Regions from separate parts of the Homo sapiens genome. Here regions 1 and 2 are each linked to region 3. The links are chromatin loops, found by intact Hi-C in ENCODE. Cell type or tissue: HepG2. All regions are shown on one strand.

What was found. Peaks named below come from ENCODE experiments on the same cell type or tissue, not always from the same donor. Only the 100,000 strongest peaks of a DNase experiment are listed, where the experiment ranks them.
Region 1: it touches region 3 in a loop (22-fold over the local background); 7 of 110 quality-filtered maps call a loop at or near these places.
Region 2: it touches region 3 in a loop (2.6-fold over the local background); 2 of 110 quality-filtered maps call a loop at or near these places.

The regions. Positions count from the first base shown.
Region 1 is chr11:18,761,064-18,769,063 of GRCh38, reverse strand. PTPN5 (protein tyrosine phosphatase non-receptor type 5) reads left to right here. Exons shown (of 15, transcript NM_006906.2): 3 at 3,181-3,257. Among named protein-coding and RNA genes, the nearest start is that of PTPN5, 27 kb to the left of the region's middle. RefSeq lists enhancers at 6,554-7,054, 7,055-7,555. In HepG2, a CTCF peak has its summit at 4,597 (motif pointing right); a DNase peak (open chromatin) is centred at 4,613; H3K27me3 peaks cover 246 bases.
Region 2 is chr11:18,290,261-18,298,260 of GRCh38, reverse strand. HPS5 (HPS5 biogenesis of lysosomal organelles complex 2 subunit 2) reads left to right here. Exons shown (of 23, transcript NM_181507.2): 11 at 544-702; 12 at 1,277-1,463; 13 at 2,139-2,262; 14 at 3,092-3,241; 15 at 5,285-5,362; 16 at 6,242-6,819. Among named protein-coding and RNA genes, the nearest start is that of HPS5, 28 kb to the left of the region's middle. In HepG2, no CTCF peak of the experiment used is centred here; no DNase peak of the experiment used is centred here.
Region 3 is chr11:18,167,178-18,175,177 of GRCh38, reverse strand. It overlaps MRGPRX4 (MAS related GPR family member X4), which reads right to left and starts at 2,341. Exons shown (of 1, transcript NM_054032.3): 1 at 898-2,341. The coding sequence starts at 1,921. The coding sequence ends at 953. In HepG2, a CTCF peak has its summit at 3,611; DNase peaks (open chromatin) are centred at 2,297 and 3,607; H3K27me3 peaks cover 266 bases.

The sequences.
Region 1 (8,000 bases), 590 kb before region 3:
TTTCCAAGTCCCTTCATCCCTGGTGGTCTCTGGTTATAAGGGAAGCAGTGGTGGGGGCAGCCCAGCAAGTGGCTGCTGTTGTCACAGGCCAGTGTTCTGTTCCTGTTGCCTGGCTGATAGAAGTGGGGAAGGAGAGAGCAGGAGCCTTAGCAATCCAATAAAAGCAGCTATTTCTGCTCTTGGTGGGGAGGGAGGAAGGCAGCGCCCAGAGACTGGGTTCCCCATCCAGCCTGAATGGGCCATGTATTTTCTTTGGAAAGCTAATTAAACCCTCCTCTGGACAGTCTAGACACGCAGGCTGTGGCTGGGGTTGCCTGGAGTCCTTCGACTACAGGGAAGAGCAGCAGAGGCTCTTGCTCCATTTTCCTTTGCAGTCAAGAGGTGCTACTCGTTCTGCTTTTCTGGTTATGAAATTAGTCATTTTCTAGGAAGCTTATTTATAGAGTCCACTGCACACATGAAGCACTGAGCTATTCTGAACACAGCTTGGGGCCTGAGAGGCTTAAGGTGTGAAAGCAGGTGTGAGTCACACATGGGTCCCCTTCCAGAGGTATCTGGATACTGTGCCTTTCTGTACCCAGCCAGGGGTCAGCCCTCATGGGCTGCCATCCAGCTAGGTGCTCGTTAGGGTAAGGAAAGAACAAGTTTAGGATTGGAAGGTTGGGGGTGGGTGCTCTCAAACACAATCCCTGTGGCCACCACCAACTCAGTATAAAATGTGGGGCAAGTCAGACCCCATTCTCTGGCTCAGTTTCTCCTCTGTAAAATGAGAGGCCTTCCAGATCTGTGATTCTCTGACTTCTGTGGACAACAGCTGTGGAGGAGAGCTCCCAGCTACTTAGCAAAGACCCGTCCACAAAGCAGCTCAGATGATGGCTGTGTTTGAGATTCCTAATGTTTTCTCAAGAACGTCAGGTCAACATTTACTTATTCCATAAGTGTTTATTTATTGAACATCCTACTACGAACCAGGCACTGTGCGAGGCTTTGAAGATACAATGGTAAATAAAACAGAAATAGTGGACCCTGCCTTCATGAAAGCCACAGTCTAATGATGGAGACAGATGTTGAATAATGGCATATATTACAGTGACATTTCTAACCGTGTCAAGTGCATACCATGTGAGAGAAAAGCATGTGGAAGGTGCTGTGAGGAAAGAGCCTTCCCAGTGTGGCTGGAGTGCAGAGGTCAAGAGGGAGAGGGACTTAGGGTAAGCCTGGAGGGATCCACAGGGACCAGACCACCCAACATCTATGAACTATGCCAAAGGATTTTTCTTTGTTCTAAGTACAATAAGGATGCCATGAAAATATTTTTTCAAGAAAGGTTATGTGATAAACGTTGAGTTCTGAGGAATTGATTCTAGCTCCTCTCTTCTGGAGAAGCGTTCACCATGCCACTTTCCATTGCCTGGGGCAGAGGGGACTTCCACATCCAGTTGTGCAGTTTGTAAACTGCACAGATTTTCTGTGCCATAAGCACTGGAGCCATGTGGAGAATGTTTTGGAGGCCAGCCCGAGTGGATGCCAGCAACCAGTTAAAATATTGCCACAGCAATCTAGGCAAGAGATGATGGTGGCTGGGACCAAGATGGGGAGGGAGAAATGTGGAGGGACTCCAGAGACATTTAAAGAATGCACTTAAAGTTACCTTGAAGGAAGTGACCTCCTCTCTGCAGGAGTGCTGGGCTCTAGGACTTGTGATTCTCAGAGACCCTGGCAATTGGGTTGAGGAAAAAAATAAAATGATATAATGCCAGTTGAAAAAGAAGATATCAGAGGGAGAAGGGCCACCCTGAACCTGACCTCTCTGCCCTTAATTATTTAAAATCTGGAATTGGGCCTGAAACTGGCCCTAGGGCCAGTCCAAGAAGCAGGATAGCAGGACTTGGGGGCAGAGAAGCAGCTGAGCCTCTGGAATTCCTGAAAGTATGCTAGCAAGGCTATGTCAAAGGTTCTTTTGGTTGCCAGTTTCAGAAATCACATCCCACTGGCGTAAGCTAAAATGTGGGGATTTATTGGAAGGATCCACGGCCATCTTATGGTCTTGAAGGGCATATTGTCCAAGACTCAGTACAGATGGGAACAAGGCAGCTCTCAGGCCCTCAGCAGCAGGTCTTCTCTCCAGGGCACTGTGGCTACCATGATTCAGCACCAGCAAAATGCATCAGAATGCATTTTCAGTGTGCAAGGGAGAGGATCTGATTGACCCAGGCTGGTTTGTGTGTTCAGCCTTGGATCAGTCATCAGCTACTGCCAAGGGTCAGAGACATGAAAGGCAGACAAGGCCACTGGAGCCCACGCTGCATTTCAGGCCATTCCCAGGGTAGGGGACCCCCTGTGAGTCAAGTGGTTGCCCTCAAGATATGTCTACTCTCAAGATGCTTCATGGGGTCTAGCTGATCTCCAGCAACATTTTTCCAGCTTGCCAGGTAAAGGAGAAAAACTAGACCCCCATACTCTCCTATAAGGTGCCCTAATAGGCTAGAAAGAGGGTTCTCTGATTTCAGGAAGGAAACATTTAGACTATACAAAACATGTATGTAACTACTTTTTCTAGCTATTCTGGAGAAGAGTTCTGCATACCACTTTTCACTGCCTGGGGCAGAGGGGACTTGCATATCTTGGAGAGCTGGACACAGGATTGTGGGTTACTCAGAGCCCTCTTCTTGTCCACCCATGGTTCAAAACTACTGGAACTAGGAGACAGAATGGCACAACAGCGAGAGCATGAGCCTGGAGTCCTAGGTCATAATTTCAAACTCATCTCTATTCTATTGAGCTGTGTGACCTTGGGCAAGTTACTTAACCTCTCTGAGCCTGTTTAATGATCCCTCATTCATGAGGTCATGGTGAGGATTTAATGTGATAAAGTTTGCAAAGTGCTTGCGTATAGTAAATCCTCCTACTGTAGAGGTGATGATGATGGTGATGATGATGATGATGGTTGTGATGATACTGCTGCCACTGATTCCACAAGGAAGACACCTGCAAAATTCTGCTCCTGCCTCTGCAGCTTGACCCCTCAACAGGCTGGTATTTTCCTCAGGTCCCTTTGATGGGGTGGGGTTATTCAAAGGGATACAGAATACAGGAGAGGGAGCCTTCTTATCTTTGCTCAGGGTTTTTGTCTTGATCCTGGCTCAACAGCATATTCTTACCTTTTCCATCCTGCTGCAGGAGTGAGAGAGAGAACCACGCTGCTGATGACTCCGAGGGAGGGGCCCTGGACATGTGCTGCAGTGAGAGGCTACCGGGTGAGTCTTCTCAGCACCCAGCTCCTCCCAGACCTCAGAATGGAGAGACAATGCCCCGGCTGAAGCTGGGGCTGGAGTAAAGCCTAGCTAGCTGTGAACTTGCGCAAGAATATCCATGCAGCTGCTCCATAGCTCTTCGTTTAAATGGGGACTTGTTTTTCTAATCCCTGATGCCTTCTGACCTGTTATCACTTGGAGCTGCTCTAGGCTCACATGGAGGGAAGAGCAGGCAATTGAAGGTGTGCTAGGAAGTGAAAAGAAGGACGAAGAGCTGAGGAGTACAGGGCTCCTAGGGAATGACCACTGACCATTCAGGGCTGGGCTGACTTCAAGAGGTAAGGGTAGGAAGCAAAACCTGAAGGCAGCATGAGCCAAGGATGGGGTGGGGGATGTGGAGAACTACCTGACCTCCCTGTTGAGAAGCCCGGCTTGAGGGTGAAACTGTGCTGCTTGAGTCCAGTTGACCACAGTTGCAGGGAGCCAAGCCATTGCAGCCACCGTGGAGATATTACCAAGGCACTCTTGCCCACAGGGTGGCAGCTCGTCCCAGTTGTAGCCCCATGACCCACGCCATGATAAACAGCCTCAGAAGGAAGAAAAAGAAGGGGTGGGGGGAGAGTTTTACATTTTTTTATAAGTTTTTATTGTTCTTTTCCTTCTTATAACAAAAGGTTAACTGTCAAAATATTAGAAAATAAATACAAATAAAAAAAGAAAAATCGCCATAATCCTGTAACATAGCATATATTTTCATATCTCTCCTTCTGAACATTTTGTTAGAAGACAAGTCTTTTGGGCCAGGTGCGGTGGCTCATGCCTGTAATCCCAGCACTTTGGGAGGCCAAGGCGGGCAGATCACGAGGTCAGGAGATCGAGACCATCCTGGCTAACATGGTGAAACTCCGTCTCTACTAAAAATACAAAAAATTAGCCAGGCGTGGTGGCGGGCGCCTGTAGTCCCAGCTACTTGGGAGGCTGAGGCAGGAGGATGGCGTGAACCCAGAGGGCAGAGCTTGCAGTGAGCCGAGATCGCGCCACTGCACTCCAGCCTGGGCGACAGAGTAAGACTCCGTCTCCAAAAAAACAAAACAAAACAAAACAAAACAAAGACAAGTCTTTTGAACTCTAACGTTGAAATTCCAAACCTGTAGCTTTTCAGAGACCTCATGATTGGCAAGGAACCTTAGAATGGAGTCTTCACGTGATACTCTTTAAGATAGACATTGGAAACAACCAGGTATGAGTCTAAAGCGATGACTCTTCAAAATAAGTGGTATTTTATTCACACCACACTCAGTGCCCCAGCTCCTGAGGAAGCCCTTTGATGCAGTTCATACCTTAACCAGTAGGGGGTGCCATTGCTCAAAACACTTGGGACAGCCTGTTGAGACGGTCTAAGATGGGACCGTCTGTCTAGAAGAGAATTCTCTGAAAAGATGTGAGAACTTCCTGAATATCTGAATGGCTGTCTTGCGGAAGGGGCAGCAGATCTATTCTGTGTATCTTAGGATGACGTAAGCCCAAGGCATTGAAATTAAAAACAGGCCTTTGGCCCATAGACGCAGAACTCTCTGACTCTAAAAGTGGTCCAGTCATAGAACTCAATAATTCCAGAGGAAGAAATGCGTGTTCCGTCACAGGAGGCATTCAAGTACTAGATAGATAGACAATGGAGAGGAAATTTCCACAATGGATGGGAGGTCCAGATGACATCAGAAGTCCCCTTCAACTATTAAACAGTTCTGTGATTCAGATATGAGTCATAGAATTCGGAGATGACTCTACAATCAGGGATGGCACCACTGACTAGAAGAAATCTGCAGAAAATAGGACAGGATGAATAGGAGTCCAGAGAGTAGCACGGTGTGGAGGAAGAAAGAGCATGGGATTTGGCGTTTGAGTCCGCCTGTTCTGCTTCAGGCTGTGTGTTTATGCACAAGTCACTTAACCTTGCTGGAGCTCCAGTCCCTCATCTGTGAGCAGAAACAATAGCAATATGAATATTTATCCTCACAAGTGTCCTGGGGGAATAAATAAATGTAACCACTCAGTCATTCACTCAAGTACTTATTGAGCACCTACTAGGTCTCAGGTACTAGGTGCTAGATATATAGAGGTAAATAAAACAGACATAGTCCCTTCCCTAAGGAAAGTTCATGGACAACTTCAGCTCTGAGCTGCTTCTGCAAAATGGGATGAAGCCGCAGCAGAGAGGCTGCAGTAATAAGCATAATAGGTTAAATCCCAATGTTCTCTCCCATTTCTCCCCAAAAGCAAGCAACCAGTGTAGAATAGAAGAGTTTTGGTCATGGAATATCCTAGGAAATCAGTGTCATTTGCTACCCCTTCTTACAGATGAGAGGACCAAGGCCCAGGGAGCTTAGGCAGTCTGTCCAAGGTCACTTAGCTGGTAGAGGGAGGATTCACTCCAGGCAGTCTCTCTCAGTAGCCCGTGTCGTCACCGCTACCTTGTTCTGCCTCTGTTGTCCCCATGGAGCCACTGTCATCTTCTGGCACCCTGTGGACTGAGGCAGAAAGAGTTTAGGTGCGTTTGTTCCAGACAGGAGTTTGGAGGAGGTAGACAACGTCCCTGTGCCTGTCCCTATCTGTGTCCTTCCTCTGGGAAGTCCTGCTTGCAGAGGCCGAGCAAGTTGTGTGACCCTCTAGACTCCCACGATGCTGTCCTGATAGGGGATTGCAGTAATTATTTGCCTCCTCCATGGGGTCATGAGCTCTCTGAAGGCAAGGACCTCTCTGTTTCATTTCTGCATCCTCCATGTCCAGCATGTATTCACTCATTTCTTCATTCTGTCACTACTGATTGAGCACCTACATGTGCTGGGCACTGTTGTAAGCACTAGAGATTGAACAGAAATCCAAACTGAAAACAGTTCCCACCCTCCCAGGACAGTATTATGTGCTAGTCAAGAACAGGGACTCTGGACCTCAGCTTGGCCCCACCACTTACCAGTAGATGATCATGGACAAGCTACTGAATCTTTCTGGACCCCCCATTCACAATATAGCAAGAACAATATTCACTGCTGTGCAGAGTTGTTAGAGGATTCAGTGAATTAACAGAAAGCTTAGAACAGTGCCTGGCATATAGCAAATGCTGTACAGACATTTGCTATTAAGGAAAAATAGACAACAAATAAAATAAGTAAGTCATGCCACATAGTATGGTTAATAGTAGTAAGTGCTATGAAGACAATTAAAGCCATGAAGAGGGGGATGGGAAAGAACTGGGGAATGGTTTGACATTGTGAATAGGGTAAATTCACATTGAATTTGTGGAAATCTACTCTACACCAGAGCCTGGTGTAGAGTAGACTTCCACAAATGTTTGTCAAGGACACTGACCTGTACTGCAACTTGGACATAAAAGGAAATGGGAGTTTGTAGGCCAAGAGAGTTGGAGTGTTAGGCCTTTAGAAGGAGCCCATGAGCACTGCAGGCAATTGCATAATGATGGTATAAAAATCCAGCCCTCAAGTACTCTTTCCACTCTCTGTCTTACCCAGAGGCGAGGCAGAGTGAGGGCCAGCCATGCCTGGTGGCTCATTCGTTCCCACACCCACCTTCAGATGGGGGCAACATGGCCAACACTCCGAGCCACCACGATCACCCAGATCTGAGCCAACACAGGACAGGTCATACAGTCCCATCAGAGCTTTCTTGGTGGAAACGTCCTCAGCATCACCAACACTCCCTGGGAGCTCCCCCCAATGCCCCAGAGCCAGGCATGCTGCCTCACAGCCCCTGGGACACCCCCCACATGTGCTCTCGCACACTCGTGTTTGTGCTCACTTGTCATAGCCACATGCTCCCCGATGCACATGCATGTTCCCACGCACAGTCACCCGGGCACGTGGCCTGCCTCTGTCTCACACAGCCCTGCAGGGGCGGACGCACACCTCCAGGCTCACACACCTGCATGCCTTCCTCTTGCACACTCACCTCTCTCAGCTCCATCCCTCCATCCCGCGGCTTCCACTCTGCATGCTTCCTGGTGATGTGCTTGCTCTCTCATTCCCTCCTTAGGTGTCTTTCTCTTTCTCCCACTACTGTACCCCTTCTTCACGCACACTCTTGAAAATGACTAGGCAGACTCCTTTTCTCCCTCTCCATTCTCTGTCCTCTTCTCAGGCTCTCAGTCATGCCCAGCTCCCCGGTACTGTGGGGGCAGTGAGTGTCTACCCCACTGCCTTCCCCACCCCTGTGCACATGTGCACACATGTATTTTTCTTCTCCCTCATGCACACACCCTTTTTCATGTGGTCACCCTCCTCTTCTCTTTCACTCTTCCTTTCTTGCTCACTTCATTTGCTCACAGTCACCCAAACACTTTGGTACATTCAAACTCACAATCTCTCTTCTTCTATGTGTAGGTGTTCACATTTGCAAGACACCAGGTGGCACTGCTAATGTTGGGGACTCCACTCCTTCCCCCATCCAGCACCAGTACAGGCCTAGCCCAGCATAGTCCTAGCTCCCAGCAGCTGCCGCGGAGGTACAAGGTAGAAGAAGGAGGTAGATAAAGCAGCAGTAGGTGCCAGTGGGGGCCAGCACATGGAATAGAGCAACATCACCAGGTGTTGCTCTCAGCAGCATCATCATGCAGACTCGTGGGCAGGCCTGCAGGGACCAAGGTCAGACTGCCAATAAAGACCCTCGCAGTATACCACCCCTGCTCAGTCCTGCACTGCAAGGGCCATTGCTTGCGTGCATGCATGTGGGCAG
Region 2 (8,000 bases), 120 kb before region 3:
TTTGGCCTCCCAAAGTGTGGGATTACAGGTATCAGCCACCACACATGGCCTTAAATTCTTAATTCCTAAGAAAATTCTCATTAAATCTTTCTCCAGCTTGCTAAGCCTTTTTAAAGCACCATTGAAGTTTTATGTTCTATATTAGACTTATTTCTTTTTTCTTTTTTTTTTTTTTGAGATGAAGTCTCACTCTTGTCCCCCAGGCTGGAGTGGAGTGCAATGGCGTGATCTCAGCTCACTGCAACCTCTGCCTCCCAGGTTCAAATGATTCTCCTGCCTCAGCCTCCCGAGTAGCTGGGATTACAGATGCCTGCCCCCATGCCCAGCTAATTTTTGTATTTTTAGTAGAGACGGGGTTTCACCATGTTGGCCAGGCTTGTCTTGAACTCCTGACCTCGGGGGATCTGCCCGCCTCGGCCTCCCAGAGTGCTGGGATTACAGGCGTGAGCCACCGTGCCCGGCCTAGACCTCTTTCAATATATTGGCCATTTGAATATAGATTTACCTACAAATAGCTATTCCATTGCGCTGTTGTTTTATTAGGCAAGAAAAACTTTGACTGCAGATAAATTGGAGCATTTGAAATCTCAGCTGGACCATGGCACCTACAATGATCTAATTTCTCAACTGGAAGAATTGATCTTAAAATTTGAACCTTTGGATTCAGCTTGTAGCAGTAGAAGAAGCTCCATTTCATCACATGTAAGTATTCTCACCTTTAAAGGATTTTGTAGGGTAAGATTTTTCCATCTTCGGTTGTTCTTATTTACCTCTAGGATCCCCAAATTTGTTGTCCTTTCCATTTATGTTTTTTGGTGGGAAGGGGTGAACTTTTGTTCAGCTAGTGGCTCAGCTCTGTGAAGCCTCCATTTAGGTGTGTCTTGGAGCCACATTTTGTTTTGTCATTGTTTATTATTTTTTGTTCCCTGATATACTCATATAGCTCCCAGCATAAGTTACGTTGCTCTAATATGTGATTTTAGGTGCTTCATGCTAATTTGAGCCTGAATGCAGGTCTGGATTATCTCATTTAATCCCCATTCTCACTACCAAGCTTTATGAAGACAAGCTAGAGAAATATGGCAGCTGATGCCACTAGCACACGGAGTGACCCAGCTGCCAGGCACCTAAGCCTTGCTCATCAGTTTGTTCTAATAAGCCATAATGGTTGTTATTAACTTTCTATTTGAGTGTTGGTATTTCTCTGCAGAAGTTATATTAACGTTATAAAGGAAATTTTTACCTTTTTTTTTTTTTGAATTCTTTTAATTTTTAGGAAAGTTTCAGCATCTTGGACTCTGGTATTTATCGTATCATTAGTAGTAGAAGAGGCAGTCAGTCAGATGAAGACTCTTGCTCCCTTCACAGCCAAACCCTCTCAGAAGATGAGAGATTTAAAGAATTCACCTCACAGCAGGAAGAGGACCTGCCAGATCAGTGTTGTGGCTCACACGGAAATGAAGGTGATGAATGTGTCTGTTGTTGGTTCCTGATGTGAAGCCATTATTTTCCACGAGCTCCTGTTACCAGGATTATCTTGTGCACGGAATTTCTCTGAAGTGTTAATAATTTTTAACATGTTGATAGAACTTTCCATCCAGATCTACAGATCTGCCCCCTACTAGAAGAGTTGGTTTATGTTTAGTATTTTTTCCCCTCACGTTTGGACTAACATTAGGGCCTGTTTTTGATCATGCATCAAAATGCTGGAAAGGTTATGAAAGAAAGGTCATTAACCAAAAGAGTGGGAAGATTTTATTCTGACTAACCAAATTATTTTTCATCAGGATTGAAAAATTACTGCAGTTTTTGGGGGTCATTGCCTTCCTTTTTCGATGTGCGAGTATTCCTGTGGCTGAACTAGTGAGAAGAGAATAATAGAGATCCTAAACTCCCTTTTTGACTTATGGGGACTCAGGGTTAGTAGGCAAATGAAGGTACCTGCCTCGGTGTTTTATGTGGACCATCCCATGCATTTTGTAAACCTGTGTTCCACTCATTTGTTTCTGGGTCAGTTGTGATTTTGGTATTGAATCCTTCATTTCTTTCGGTTTATTCATTTCAGAATTTTTTTAAAGATTAAAACAACTCCCACGTGATTAGATTTTGTTTCTTTTTTTCCTGATTCCATTCATTAGACAATGTTTCTCATGCTCCAGTGATGTTTGAGACAGATAAGAATGAAACTTTTCTCCCGTTCGGCATTCCATTACCATTTCGTTCTCCATCTCCTCTTGTGTCTCTTCAGGCTGTCAAAGAAAGGTAAACCAATTAGTCTTGTCATTTAATTCCATTACTGATCTTATTTCAGTTCTCACATTAGGTAATTTGTGCTGAGAATGGAAAATGAGAAAAAGGAAGTCTCTTGTTTTCCATATAACTTGTCATATGGAGCTATTAACTTCTCATTTACCTTGGGGAGAGTCTAGCTTCCCTCTGTTTTAGCAGCTGGTATTTGAGTTGTTGCAGATGTAGGTGCCCCCACCCTCAAGAGATCAAAAATTAAAAATCTCTGATGGTAATAGTTTCCACGTATCATTAGTCTTTAGCTGATCCTTTCTAATGGTCAGTTTGGGCTCAGACTTGGAGTCTTTTCAGAATTCTTTTCTAGCTACTCCATGGGACCAGGGTTGACATTTGAGTTTAAGAGAGAAGACTTTGTGCAGCTACTTAACTGCTCATCTGAGTCTTACTGGATACAAATTTTGCTTAAGAAGGGTATATTGTGACTAGTTAACAGCTGAGTTTACATGAAGCAATTCTTTGTTCTGTGACCAGAATGGGGCTGATGATCACATGGCTTTGCCTAAGTTGACAGAAATATTACAGATACAGCTGGAGTTAAAGACCTTTTCTTTAGCGCTGAAACACTGATTTCTTAGGGCAGTTTAGTAAATAATGTGAATCATTATATTGTAAGTTTATATACGTGAAATACTATTATTTGAACAGAGAAGTTGCTATAAACAGTCTTTACTAAGTCCAAGTTGCCTCCCTAGGACTTATTAGGGAGAAAACTGAAGAATGAAAACCTGAGTTTTCTCAGTAATAAGTTTTTATTCATGTTAGTTTTTTGTTATTTGACTTCTAGTGTTTCTAGCTTTGTGCGTAAAACTACTGAGAAGATTGGCACCCTTCACACGAGCCCTGATCTGAAAGTGAGACCAGAGCTCAGGGGTGATGAGCAATCATGTGAAGAGGATGTGAGTTCAGATACCTGCCCAAAGGAGGAAGACACTGAGTAAGCCCTTACACATAAATCTCTATACATTCTAGGGAATCCAGCTGTCAGTTTTAAGAAAGCCATAGACCAACCTTGTGCAGCCTGTGGCCCGTGGGCCTCATGTGTTCCAGGACGGCTTTGAACGTGGCCCAACACAAATTTGTAAAGTTTCTGAAAACATGAGTTTTTTTGTGATTTTTTTTTTTAATAGCTCATCAGCTATTGTTAATGTTAGTGTATTTTATGTGTGGCCCAAGACAATTCTTCCCATGTGGCCCGGGGAAGCCAAAAATTGGACACCTGTGCCATAGACTATGTCCTTTTCAAGAAGGCACATGTATGTCTGCATTCATTGAAGATTGTTTGTGTAGCTTATAAAAATTGTGAAATTCCACAAAGTGTTGAAAAATTACATCACCCCGAAGCAGATCTATTGAGCAGAGTTTTAATTTAGTACTTCTTCCATCTTTCCCCTGCATAACTCCCCTCCTTCCCCCATAATCTCTTCAAACTTCTGGGATCTCACAGGAGTATTATATTAAGAGTAGGATGACCAAGGATCTAGACCTCATCCTGGCTCTGCGTATGACTAGTATGTGACTTTGGGAATGTCACTGATGCTCTCTGGCCTGTAAGATCCAAAATGTGCTATTATTTGATGAGTCAAGGACTCATCAAGCAATAGCAAAAGGACCACCTTTTATATTATCTAATTGTCTCATGTAACATGAGTATAATACTTTATTCTCTAATAAAGAGAATATTAGATTGAGATAATGAAAAAGAAAACAAGGGATTCTTTAGGCAACGTTGATCAAGCAGTTGGCATTGATGTCCTATCAGGTACCTTCCCATAATATGCTGGTGGCCTGGTCCTTGTGTAGTAGAGTTGTAGCAGAGCCCTTAATTGGGCATAGTGTGGAGTATCTTGTCTCTCTGGCTTCTGCCTTATAGTTCAGGGAATCTGGGTATTAAAGGCAAACAAATTCAGCACTTACCCAGGAATTAAGAGAGAAACCCATGGGACCAGTGCATCTGGACAGTCAGATGAAATAAAAGATTTGTAATCCTCAGAATAACTTAGTGAATCCATATGTTTATAGAAAAAATACAGATTTTTTGACATGGCATTTAATGCAGCCTTCTATCTGACCTTAGCTACCTTTCTAGCCACATCCTTCTAAGTGCTATAAATTTCACTCCTATCGGAGAACTAAGTGTGTACACTGACACTTCACTACCTTTCTTCATGCTATGTCTTCTATCCAGAGTATTCTCCCGCCATTTTTTGTGAGACAAATAATACCTCCTTAGGAATATGTCCCTTTCCCTACTCAGAAAAATTATTTCTTCTTCTCTGCTTTCATATCACAATGCTGTTTTAAAGAGCTGCTCTTTGGTGTTCAACTTACTCTTTTTTTAAATTATACTTAGTTGTTTGCATGCCTTTCTTTCTAATGAGAGCTTACTGGAGCTTATCACCTTGAGGCCAAGGACCACCTTTTCTATTCATCTATTTGTCTTATGTAACATGAGTATAATACTTGCCGTTAGTAAGCATGAGAAATATTTGTCCAAGGGTCAGGTGCGGTGGCTCACGCACTTTAGGAGGCCGAGGCAGGTGGATCACGAGGTCAGGAGATCGGGACCATTCTGACTAACATGATGAAACCCCATCTCTACTAAAAATACAAAAACAAAATTAGCCAGGCATGATGCTGGGTGCCTGTAGTCCCAGCTATTCGGGAGGCTGAGGCGGGAGAATGGTGTGAACCTGGGAGGTGGAGCTTGCAGTGAGCGGAGATCATGCCACTGCACTCCAGCCTAGGCAACAGAGCGTGACTCTGTCTCAAAAAAAAAAGAAAAAAGAAATATTTGTCTAAGAAAGCTCTGAGGCTGAGGCAGGGAGAATTGCTTGAACCCGGGAGGCGGAGGTTGCAATGAACCGAGATCACGTCACTGCACTGCAGCCTGGGTGACAGAGTGAGACCCTGTCTCAAAAAAAGCTCTGATCCCCTCTAACTCTTGTGAATGTTATTGTTATTTTGCACACTTTTTTAGGGAGGAAAAAGAGGTAACTAGTCCACCTCCAGAAGAAGACAGGTTCCAGGAGCTTAAAGTAGCAACAGCAGAAGCAATGTGAGTATAATGAGAAACTTTTATAGTGACGTCTCAAGGCAGTTTAGTAAACGAAGTGAATCATTATATTGTAAGTTTTTTATGGGCCTTGTATGAAATATATAGTTGATTAGAGAAGTTGCTATAAATGGTCTTTCCTTTTATTAAGTCCAAGTTGCCTTCCTAGGACTAATAGGAAAAACCCAGGCACTGAAGTTTTCATTCTTGGCAGCAATAAGATTTTCTTCATGTTAATTTTTTGGTATTTGACTTCCAGTATTCCTAGCTTTGTGTGTAAAACTACTGAGAAGATTGGCAGCCTTCACACAAGCCCAGAATGGGAATGACTTTCTGAGTCCATCAGTAGTGGTCCTGAGACAGTTTGGGGCAGAGATAGCCTCATTTGGAATTGAAATTGAAGAAGTAGGCTGGGCGTGGTGGCTCATGACTGTAATCCCAGCATTTTGAAAGGCTGAGGTGGGCGGATCGCTTGAGCTTAGAAGTTTGAGACCATCCAGGGCAACATGATGAAACCCCAAATACCAAAAGTAGCTGTGTGTAGTGGGTGTAGTGGCATGTACCTGTATTCCCAGCTACTCAGGAGGCTGAGGTGGGAGGATCACTTGAGCCTGCAGTGAGCTATGTTTGTGCCATTGCACTCCAGCCTGGGTGACAAAACAAGACCCTATCTCAAAAAAAAAAAAAAAAAAGTAAAACACTACAAAGTTTATGTTCTCTGTTTTGTCATCTTGTTGAGATAGTTTTTATTTAAAGAGTTGAAAAGTAACGTTTATTCCAGATGAGTATGTTACATTGGTTAGGTTAATTTATTAGCATGAATTAATTTGTTTTAAGAAAAACACATGACACATGAATTTCATACTTGTCTGTCTTGTATAGGACCAAGCTACAGGACCCTCTGGTTTTATTTGAATCCGAGTCTCTGAGAATGGTTTTACAGGAGTGGCTTTCACATTTAGAAAAAACATTTGCCATGAAGGACTTTTCAGGTGTTTCAGATACTGACAACTCATCCATGAAATTGAACCAGGATGTGCTATTAGTTAATGAATCAAAAAAGGGAATATTAGATGAAGATAATGAAAAAGAAAAAAGGGACTCTTTAGGCAATGAAGAATCTGTTGATAAAACAGCATGTGAATGTGTAAGGAGTCCAAGGGAGTCTTTGGATGACCTGTTTCAAATATGTTCTCCATGCGCCATTGCAAGTGGTCTTCGGAACGACCTGGCTGAATTGACAACATTATGTTTGGAGTTGAATGTATTGAATTCTAAGATCAAAAGCACCAGTGGACATGTGGACCACACTTTGCAACAGTACTCTCCTGAAATTCTGGCTTGCCAGTTCCTGAAGAAGTACTTTTTTCTCCTGAACTTGAAAAGAGCGAAGGAGAGTATCAAGCTTAGTTACAGTAATAGCCCTTCTGTTTGGGATACTTTTATTGAAGGATTGAAAGGTAATACTCAGATTGCCTTATCAAAGATAGAAATTCGTATTAAAAAACATTAGCAGTTTTGAATTTTGGGGTTTAAAAAAAAGATTTAAGTAGAAAATCACATCTGTTCTGGTCAACCCTTTATTCTGTTTTCCATTCATTTTAACTTTTAATAGTTCTTTCAGACATTGGTTAAATTCACAACTGGATTATAAGAAATTAGTTTTTAAATTTTTATTTATTTTATTTTTTTTGAGACAGAGTTTCATTCTGTTTGAGTGCAGTGGCGCCATCTTGGCTCACTGCAACCTCCGCCTCCTGGGTTCAAGTGATTGTCTTGCCTCAGCCTCCCAAGTAGCTGGGACTGCAGGCGTGCACCACCACGCCCAGCTAATTTTTGTATTTTAGTAGAGACAGGGTTTTGCCATGTCGGCCAAGCTGGTCTCAAACGCCTGACCTCAAGTGATCTACCTGCCTTGGCCTCCCAAAGTGTTGGGATCACAGGCATCAACCACTGTGCCTGGCCCTATTTTTTATTTTTAGAGACAGGGTCTCACTCTGTGCCCAGGCTGGAATGCAGTGGTGTGATCATGGCTCACTGTAGCCTTGATCCCTTGGGTTCAAGCGATCCTCCTGCCTCAGTTTTCTGAGTCGTGGGATTACAGGCATGTGCCACTGTACCCTCTGATTTCTTCATTTTTTTATAGAGATGGGGTCTTACTGTGTTGCCCAGGTTGGTCTTGAAATCCTGACCTCAAAGCAGTCTTCCCACCTTGGCCTCCCAAAATGCTGGGATTATAGGTGTGAGCCACCATGCCTGGCCCTAGAAATTAGTTTTATTTCTCTCATAATGACATTCAGAAAATGGTAGAGCAGTGCTGGGGAAGTTGAGGTTAAAGTAAAATGTTTATAAATGCAGATGTATTAAAAGAAGAAAATCTCTCATGTAACTTACTAATACAGAAATACTATATGGGGTACTTATTGTGTGGCAGATATTATGGTAAACACTTTTCAGCATTGTCTCATTTCATCCTTACAATAATGTTTGGAGTAGATGGTGTTATTCCATTTTATAGATAAGCAGTCTGAGGCAGAGAGAGATCTTAGGTAGCTAAACTGCTGTAATAAATATCTGATAATGAAGTAACTCATACATAAATAGAAGTGTATTTCTTGCTCATGTAACAGTCCAGGACAGG
Region 3 (8,000 bases):
TATAATTGACATTAGCATGGAAAAGTCAGATGTTTTCAGTTTTGCTTCTTATGTTAACAGCCATAAAATTAACTGAAAGTTACAGCCAGAACAATTTGTACAAAACCTGAAAGTATGAAGAATTCTCCTACAACTTAAAGACTCTGTAAATGAATAATAAATGGTTTTCAAGATAATTTCCAGTTTGAAACCAATTTTAATTTCCAATGGCCAAAATGGAACTGGTGGGGTGTATTTATAGGCTCCTCACTGGTCCGTTAGTCCAGGAAGAGCTAAATAAGCACTTACCAGTTCTCAAGGGGAAGGGGCCACGATTGTCTTTACTAGAAACCAAAGCCAACGTGTGACCATGTGTGGACAAATGACAGGAGAGGGCTATTCATAAAACCAATTTCTAAGACTGTTTTTATGAAGGGAGAATCTCTCTCTAAGGACATTATTTTGCTTTATATCTGAGAATTCAATGGAATTTAGAGGTAGCAGAACTCACTTATTAAGAATTGAGCTTCCAACTGCAGTAATGCCTCCAGTCATAGAAGGGAACATGATTTTCAGGGGAACATAGTCTGACAGATTAATAAGGAATCTTCCTTTTTGATACTATCAGGTAGGAAACAAGTATAAAGAAGAGTTTTAGGGTTGTGGACAGGAACTCCTTTTATTACAATGAAAAGTGCAGAAAAAGTGTTCAGTAGGAAAGATTCAGTGCAAGATAACAGGGAAAATGTATTGGTAATATCAAGGAGAATCCAAACATTGTACTGTCAGACTAATGCTTTCCATGGGTGAAAACTGCAACTGTCAGGTTAGATAAACATTTATTTGAAGACCTTGAGTTACCACTGAGACATTTCTGAGGCGAAACGCTAAGAAAAACGCATGTAATTGTCAAGGGTGGCAGGACAGTGTTGCTCTCAAAGTCCCGTCTGACTGACAGGGCAGAGGCTCTCCCTCATGGCCCCAATCTGCTTCCCGACAGCTCCAGGCTTTCCTCAGGAAGCTGCCCTTCACCTTTATCCACCTCAGGCTTGTCCTGCAGAGCCCTCTGGAGAACCAGCTTCAGGTTCTGCCTATTTTGACGCTGCCTAAAGGAGCCCACGAAGAAGTAAATGATGGGGTTGGCACTACTGTTTAGAGAGGACAGGGACATGCAAACCAGATAAACATGACAATATAAGACTTCCAAATTCAGGTGCATCCTGTAAATTAGGGCCCCCAGAATGCCGAAGGGCAGGCCGCAGAGGAGGAAGACCAGCACTGTGAGCAGGATGGTCACGTACAGCCTGGTCAGCGGCATCTTCCGGGATCCACAGAGGATCCTGACCAGCAGGACCAGGCTGGAAACACAGAGAACCACACATAAAAAAATCAGCCACGCGACTGGGATGAAATCTGACGTTTCACACCAACTAGAATCAGCACCACTAAACAGGAAGTCACAGAACCTCCACTCCAGCATACTAAACAGCAGGGACAGGCCCCAGAGCAGGACACACACGACCGCTGACAGGTGTGTGGGGCGGCGGCAGCGGTACCAGATGGGCCACAGAACAGACAGGCAGCGCTCGGTGCTGATGGCGCTCAGCATACTCAGGCCTGTAAAGTAGGGAAAGGTCATCACAGAAACGAGGATTTTGCGGATGAGATGGCTGATATTGATGAGGCGTAATGGCAAACGTATAATCTGGAAGCTGAGGAAGAGGAAGTCTGCTGCGGCCAGGTTGAGGATGTAGATGGAGACAGCGTTCCTGCGCATGCGGTAGCCCAGGAGCCAGAGCACAACCGCGTTTCCTGTCAGTCCGACAAGGGAAATGATGCACGTCAGCACCGTGAAGCTCAGGGTCTGATTGTAGCAAGGAGTCTCCTCACGTCCGTTGATTGGTGTCAGTTTTGTACCGAAGACTGGGACGGTTGGATCCATGCTCAGAAACCCTAGTCTGGTGCCCCTGGGAACACAAACCAGATGTGATCACCAGCTGTATCATCTCTGATTCTCCCCACCACCCTGCCGTATGGGATTTACTGTCCTCATTTAAAGAAGAGAGAAACAGAGGCTCGCAGATAATAAGTCACTTACCAAAGGTGGGGGTCCTCAAATCCAGTTTGAAATCCAGTTCTTGTTGACTCTGAAGCCTGACATCTCTCTACTGCCACACAAGTTCTGTGCTGACATGGGAATAACATTAGGATCAAAACACCCCCACTCATCCGGCCAGGGCTTTGGACCCGATGATTAATCTATCCTGGGTCTGAAATTTTCTTTCAGGTGGAGGAATTCAGATACACAAAGAGGTGGTTGTGACACACTCGTGACTAGGACTGGTCATCCATGGACAGGAAGGAAGACCATGCATTATGAACTAGAGGAAAATGTGACCTTTGCTAGGATAAGTGTGAAAATGGCTGGGCCTGGTGGGTGAGAAATAACTCAGTGTGTCAGTCATTGCAGACAGGACTACATTTTACATTTTATACTCCCAGTGCCTATTTCCATGAGCAGCACACTGTGCTTTTCATATACATTCATTCAATGAATGAATGCATGCATGAGACTAATGGTACTGGTAGATTTGGATGAAATGGAAAATAAAGATGAAAGCACAATGTAAGGTATTAGAACACACACGTATAACTGGATGAAGAAAATTTAATTCATCAGAATTCTATTTGTGGAAAGCTGTATCTGTGTTGAGAAGAATTCTTGATGTGTGCCCAAAACTTGAAATTGACCACTGATGTGCCTTTGAAATGAAGACTCAGTGTGGCTTTGCTGAACACCTAGAAGCATTTTTGTACACAGTGTTTGGGTAGGGTGTGGGTCTGAGCTGAATTACTCAGCAATAGAACAGAGGAAAGAGTAAGTGAAGATGAGGTCTGAGTGTAACTGACGGAGGTAATTGAAGTGTGGAAATATCTATGGGGGACTACTAAGTGTTCTGCTGGGTATACACAATGTAAACTTTTTGGTTCTCTCTTTCAGGAGATCTTTGGTAGCATTTCTTTGTTGATGCAAACATTTGTATGAGAGGCGTCCATGAGGGGAAATAGGCGATGTGTAGGGCTTGGAGTGTAAAGAGAGAGATTCATGCAGATTTCAACTGGAGAATGAGGATTAGGTCTAATCTGGGAGAATAACAGCAGCTGATTGAGAGTTTGTAAGGTATTGTCTCTTTTAATCACCCGAAGAGCCTAGGAGGTAAGAATTGGTATTATTCCCATATGGCAGATAATGCAATTGGAGCACAACGAAAGGGAATTATTTGTCCCAGGGGTTATGTATTACATAGTATGAATTTGAGTCCGGCAGGTCTGACTCACAATCCAGTCTTGGAGCAGCCCTTTATACCCAGCACCACCCTGTGTCGATTATATATGTTACAGGGAGTAAAGCAGAGGAGTGATTCTCAAGTTAAATCCAAGTTGGCAGCCAAAATTGTGGATTGAAAAAAAAACTGACCTAAGCAAACTCCACATAGAGAAGGAGAGGCAAATCAAAGAGGGAACAAAATAGAGGTGAGTGAATGCCATTTAGGAATAAATTCAGGAGTTCCTTTTTGCCTATCAGAGGTCACATTTGCTCTGGAATCCTGAGGATGCACAGGGGCAGGAGGCCTCCTGGTGGACAGAAGATGCACCCTTTGCTGGGAGTACAGAGAAGCATCAGGAGTGAATGCATCCATCATGAGCTCTCTTAGAGGGGCAAGGTGCCACAGCCCTGATTGGCCCAGAAAGGAAATGGGAGGAAAAGGAGAGCCTCTGTTATCCACACTCAGGGCACTAAAGAGTTTCTCTATCTATATTTATGGTATGATATGTTTGTCTTCCTCATGAAAACCAAAGCTCCATAAGGACTAAGTCATACCTGTCATTTTCCCTGTAGTATCACCAACATTTAGCCTGTGTTCCTTAAAGACCATCTATGGTATTATCCTCATATAACATAAGATGAAGCCAAGGCATAGAGAATTAAAGGGTTTTCCTGAGTTCACAACACGAAGAGCAAGTCTAATACCAGCCCCTGGTCCCTGGAACCCTGCATGAGGCTCCAGTTCTGTTCTCTGCCCCATCATTCATTATTTCTGAGGAGTTCCTGAAAAATCTTGATGTGAGCACAGAGTCAGAGACAATCAGGGCTGAAGAGACTGCTAGATTGCCCCAATATTCATTTTCCTCTTCGGTCACATAACAATTCTGAGAGTATAAAAGCAGCACAAAGACCCACATCCCAGTTTTCCTTGATGCTGGATGACATTGTATGACCAGGTGCTGTTAAGTGGAAGAATCACAAAGTGATGTAAGCAATTCCTTGCTCACAGGATCAATAGAAGGAGTAAAGCCTCTCCTTCCCCTCGTCCTTTTCCATAAGGCTGGAATGCTGATGTAGCTGGAAACCATGCAAGATCACAAAGATGAGGGCAACTCTCTAGGGACTGGGAGCCCCAATTTTTGGAATTCTGATGTGTGACGCCTTGGAGCTTCTACTTCAGATTTCAAAGATAGTCATTTCTGGGTATTCACAGGGGATTTTTTCCAGAACTTTAGCACACACCAAAATCTGCAGATGCTCTATTTCCTTCTATGTGGTATTTGTATATACCTATGCACTTTCTCCCAGATATGTTAAATCATTTTTAGTTATTTAGAATAACTGACGAAATGCAAATGCTATGTAAATTCTTGTTATATTGTAGTTTTTCAGAAATAATGACGAGGAAAAACAAGTTTGTACCTGTTCAGTACATACACAACTCCACCATACCCTTATTTTTGGAATAGTTTCCACCTGTGGTTTGTTGAATTTGCAGATTCAGAATCTAGTGACCCAGAGACACAATTATACTTTTTTGTTTAAGATATTTCTACTTCATGTCTTTTTTAGAGCAGCCAAACTTAGATTCTAAACAAATAAATATGTTCTCTTTTTAAATTACATTTTATTTTCTATGCATTTTTGACAAATGCAAACATTTCTGCATAAAAGTGACAGTAGAGAAAGACATGCCAAACATTAAAGTAGTCTCATGGAGCTGAAATGAGACAGGAATCAATCACCTTCAGGCAGAGCAAGCCTCAGGAAGTAGGAGGATATAAGAAGGTAAGAGGAATAGTCTCATTTGGCATGAGGATTTGCTTTCCGTTCTTCTCTATCCTGTTTGACATCCCAAGTGAGTGGCTTCCATGTACCACATTAGTAGGATTCTTTTTATTTCTGGTTTCTAATGAAATTGAGACACTGGGACATACTGGCAGGAGACTGGAAGACAGCAGGAGAGTGACTTGGGATTTCCATCTCCTGGCTCTCTGCCTGCATATTAGTTCCTTCTTGCATTGATAAAAAGAAATACCTGAGACTGGGAAATTTATGAGGAAAACAGGTTTAATTGGCTCATGGCTCTACAGGCTATGCAGGAAGCATAGCAGCTTCTGCTTTAGGGGAGGCTTCAGAAAGCTTCCAATCCTGATGAAAGGCAAAGGGGGAGCAAGGCATCTCACATGGTGAGAGCAGGAGCAAGAGAGAGAGGGAGGAGGTGCTACACACTTTTAAACAATTAGATTTCATGAGAACTTATCAGTATCAAAACAATAATACCAAAAGGGGATGGTGTTGAAACATTCATGCAAAATCATCCCCATGATCTAATAATCATCCCACCAGGCCCTCCCTCCAACAATGGGAATTACAATCAACATGAGATTTGGGTAGGGACACAGATCCAAACCATATCGGCCTGTGTGGTTGTGTGTTGGCTGTGCAGGGCTTCTCCACCTGCCTGCTCGTGCTCTCCCACCCCTATGGCTACAACTATGGCTATGGCGACAATGGTAACTGCTCCTTCCCTGTGCCTTTCAGCCTAGGGGAGGAAGTAGTGCTCCCCTATGTATTGCTGCTTGAGGTGCTTTGCCATGCCTCATCTCTTTCCCTTAACCCTGCGCATCTTTGTAAATACTTTCCTCACGAAACACTCCTTAATTATTTCAGTTTGGACTATCTATAACTTCCTTGGTCCTTTCCAGATAGGCAAAGAAGAATAAATTTAAAAAGTAAGTGAAACAATAAAACCGGCCCTACAGCAGTTCAACTCTGGGAAGAAATGTCTTCATGTCTTCTGGCTCCTTAAATGAATGTAAGAGGCAGCATTCTCTCCAGGAGAGCAGATTGAATGATTGGAATGAAGGAGATGATACGGGGAGATAAATCAGAAGGGGGACCCCATTTGGAACTCACACAGTTTGGGCTGGCAGCACTCAGTTTCCAAAACGAAGCTTCGTGTCTCCTGTCTTTTCCTGAAACAAGCTCATGACCCCCTGCATGTAGCACCAAGGTGGAAGCACAGGACATGATCTGATAGCAAAAACCATAACTGACCATGGAAGAAGACAGTTCTTGGTACTTACCCTTATCTTTCCTTCTTTTGTCCTGTGGTGAAGACCTCCCTTGTGCTAAAGGTAGAGAGCCTTTCTGGGATTCAGTGTCTTCAGAGGACTTTTCTGTGTTGCTTAATTCAGGAGATGCCTACAGGAGCTGAAATGAAAGCTGGTTAGCAATCCAGGCTTATGAAGATGCTGGACAGTCTTGTTATTTCCTGTATGAGGACTATGGACAAATCAGAGGCCAGAGGTATTTGAGGCACAAATCCTAACTGAGATGATTCTTGGCCTCTGTCCCATATCCAATACATATCAGCCTCTCCCATCATGTCCCATCTTGTTCAGCTTCCTGTAAGTAATTGCTGTCCTGATTTTGAAAATCAATTATGGGCCTAGATATCAGATTAAGTAATGTGAACTTTCGTTATGAGGCTTTTTAACTAAAGAAATAAGTAGATCATAGGATCATCAAGGCTGAAAATGGCCTGACACCATGTTTCGGTGTTTTCTTTATCATAGTGGTGATATATTCATGTGTATGCTTTCTTTCCAAGTGGTAGAGAAGTGTATGCAAAGTGAAAATCTAGAATGTCATTGTCCAGAGGCTACCACTTGCTACACATTTTTTTCTAACTTCTTTTATTATTATCAACTCTGAACATTAAACTTTTTAAAAGTTCTGTGAAATTAAATCATTTGTTGTTATTATTTTTATTTCAATGGGTTTTGGGGGAACAGGTGGTGTTTGCTTACATGGATAAGTTCTTTAGTGGTAATTTCTGAGATTTTGGGGCACCCATCACCTGAGCAGTGTACACTATACCCAATGTGTAGTCTTTTATCCCTCACCCCTCTTCCATCCTTCCCCTGAAGTCCCCATAGTTCATTATATTATTCTATGCATTTACATCCTCACAGTTTAGCTCTCACTTGTAAGTGAGAATATATGATGTTTGGTTTTCCATTTCTGAGTTACCTCAGTTAGAGTAATATGTCCAGTTCCATCTAGGTTGCTGTGAATGCCATTATTTTATTCCTTTTTATGGCTGAGTACTATTCCATGGTATATAAATGTATACGTGTACTATATACATAGTTGTATATATATATATTTATATATATTTAATGGGATTGATGGATGAAATGGTAGATCCACTTTTACTTCTTTAAGAAATTTCCACACTGTTTTTCATAGTGGTTGTGCTAGTTTACATTCCCACCAGCAGTGTAAAAGTGTTCCTTTTTTACCACATCCCCGCCAACATCTATTATTTTTAGATTTTTAAATTATGGCCATTCTTGCAGGAGTAAGGTGGTATCGCATTATGGTTTTGATTTGCATTTCCCTGATCATTAGTGACGTTAAGCATTTTTTCCTATGTTTGTTGTCTGTTTCTATCTCTTTTTTTGAGAATTGTCTATTCATGTTTTTAGCCCACTTTTTGATGGGATTGTTTGCTTTCTTCTTGCTGATTTGTTTGAGTTCCTTGTATTCTGGATATTAGTCCTTTGTCAGGTGCTTAGTTTGTGAAGATTTTCTTACTCGGTGGGTTGTCTGTTTGCTCTGCTGACGATTGCTTTTGCTGTGTTAAAGCTTTTTAGTTTAATTAAGTCCCATCTATTTATTTTTG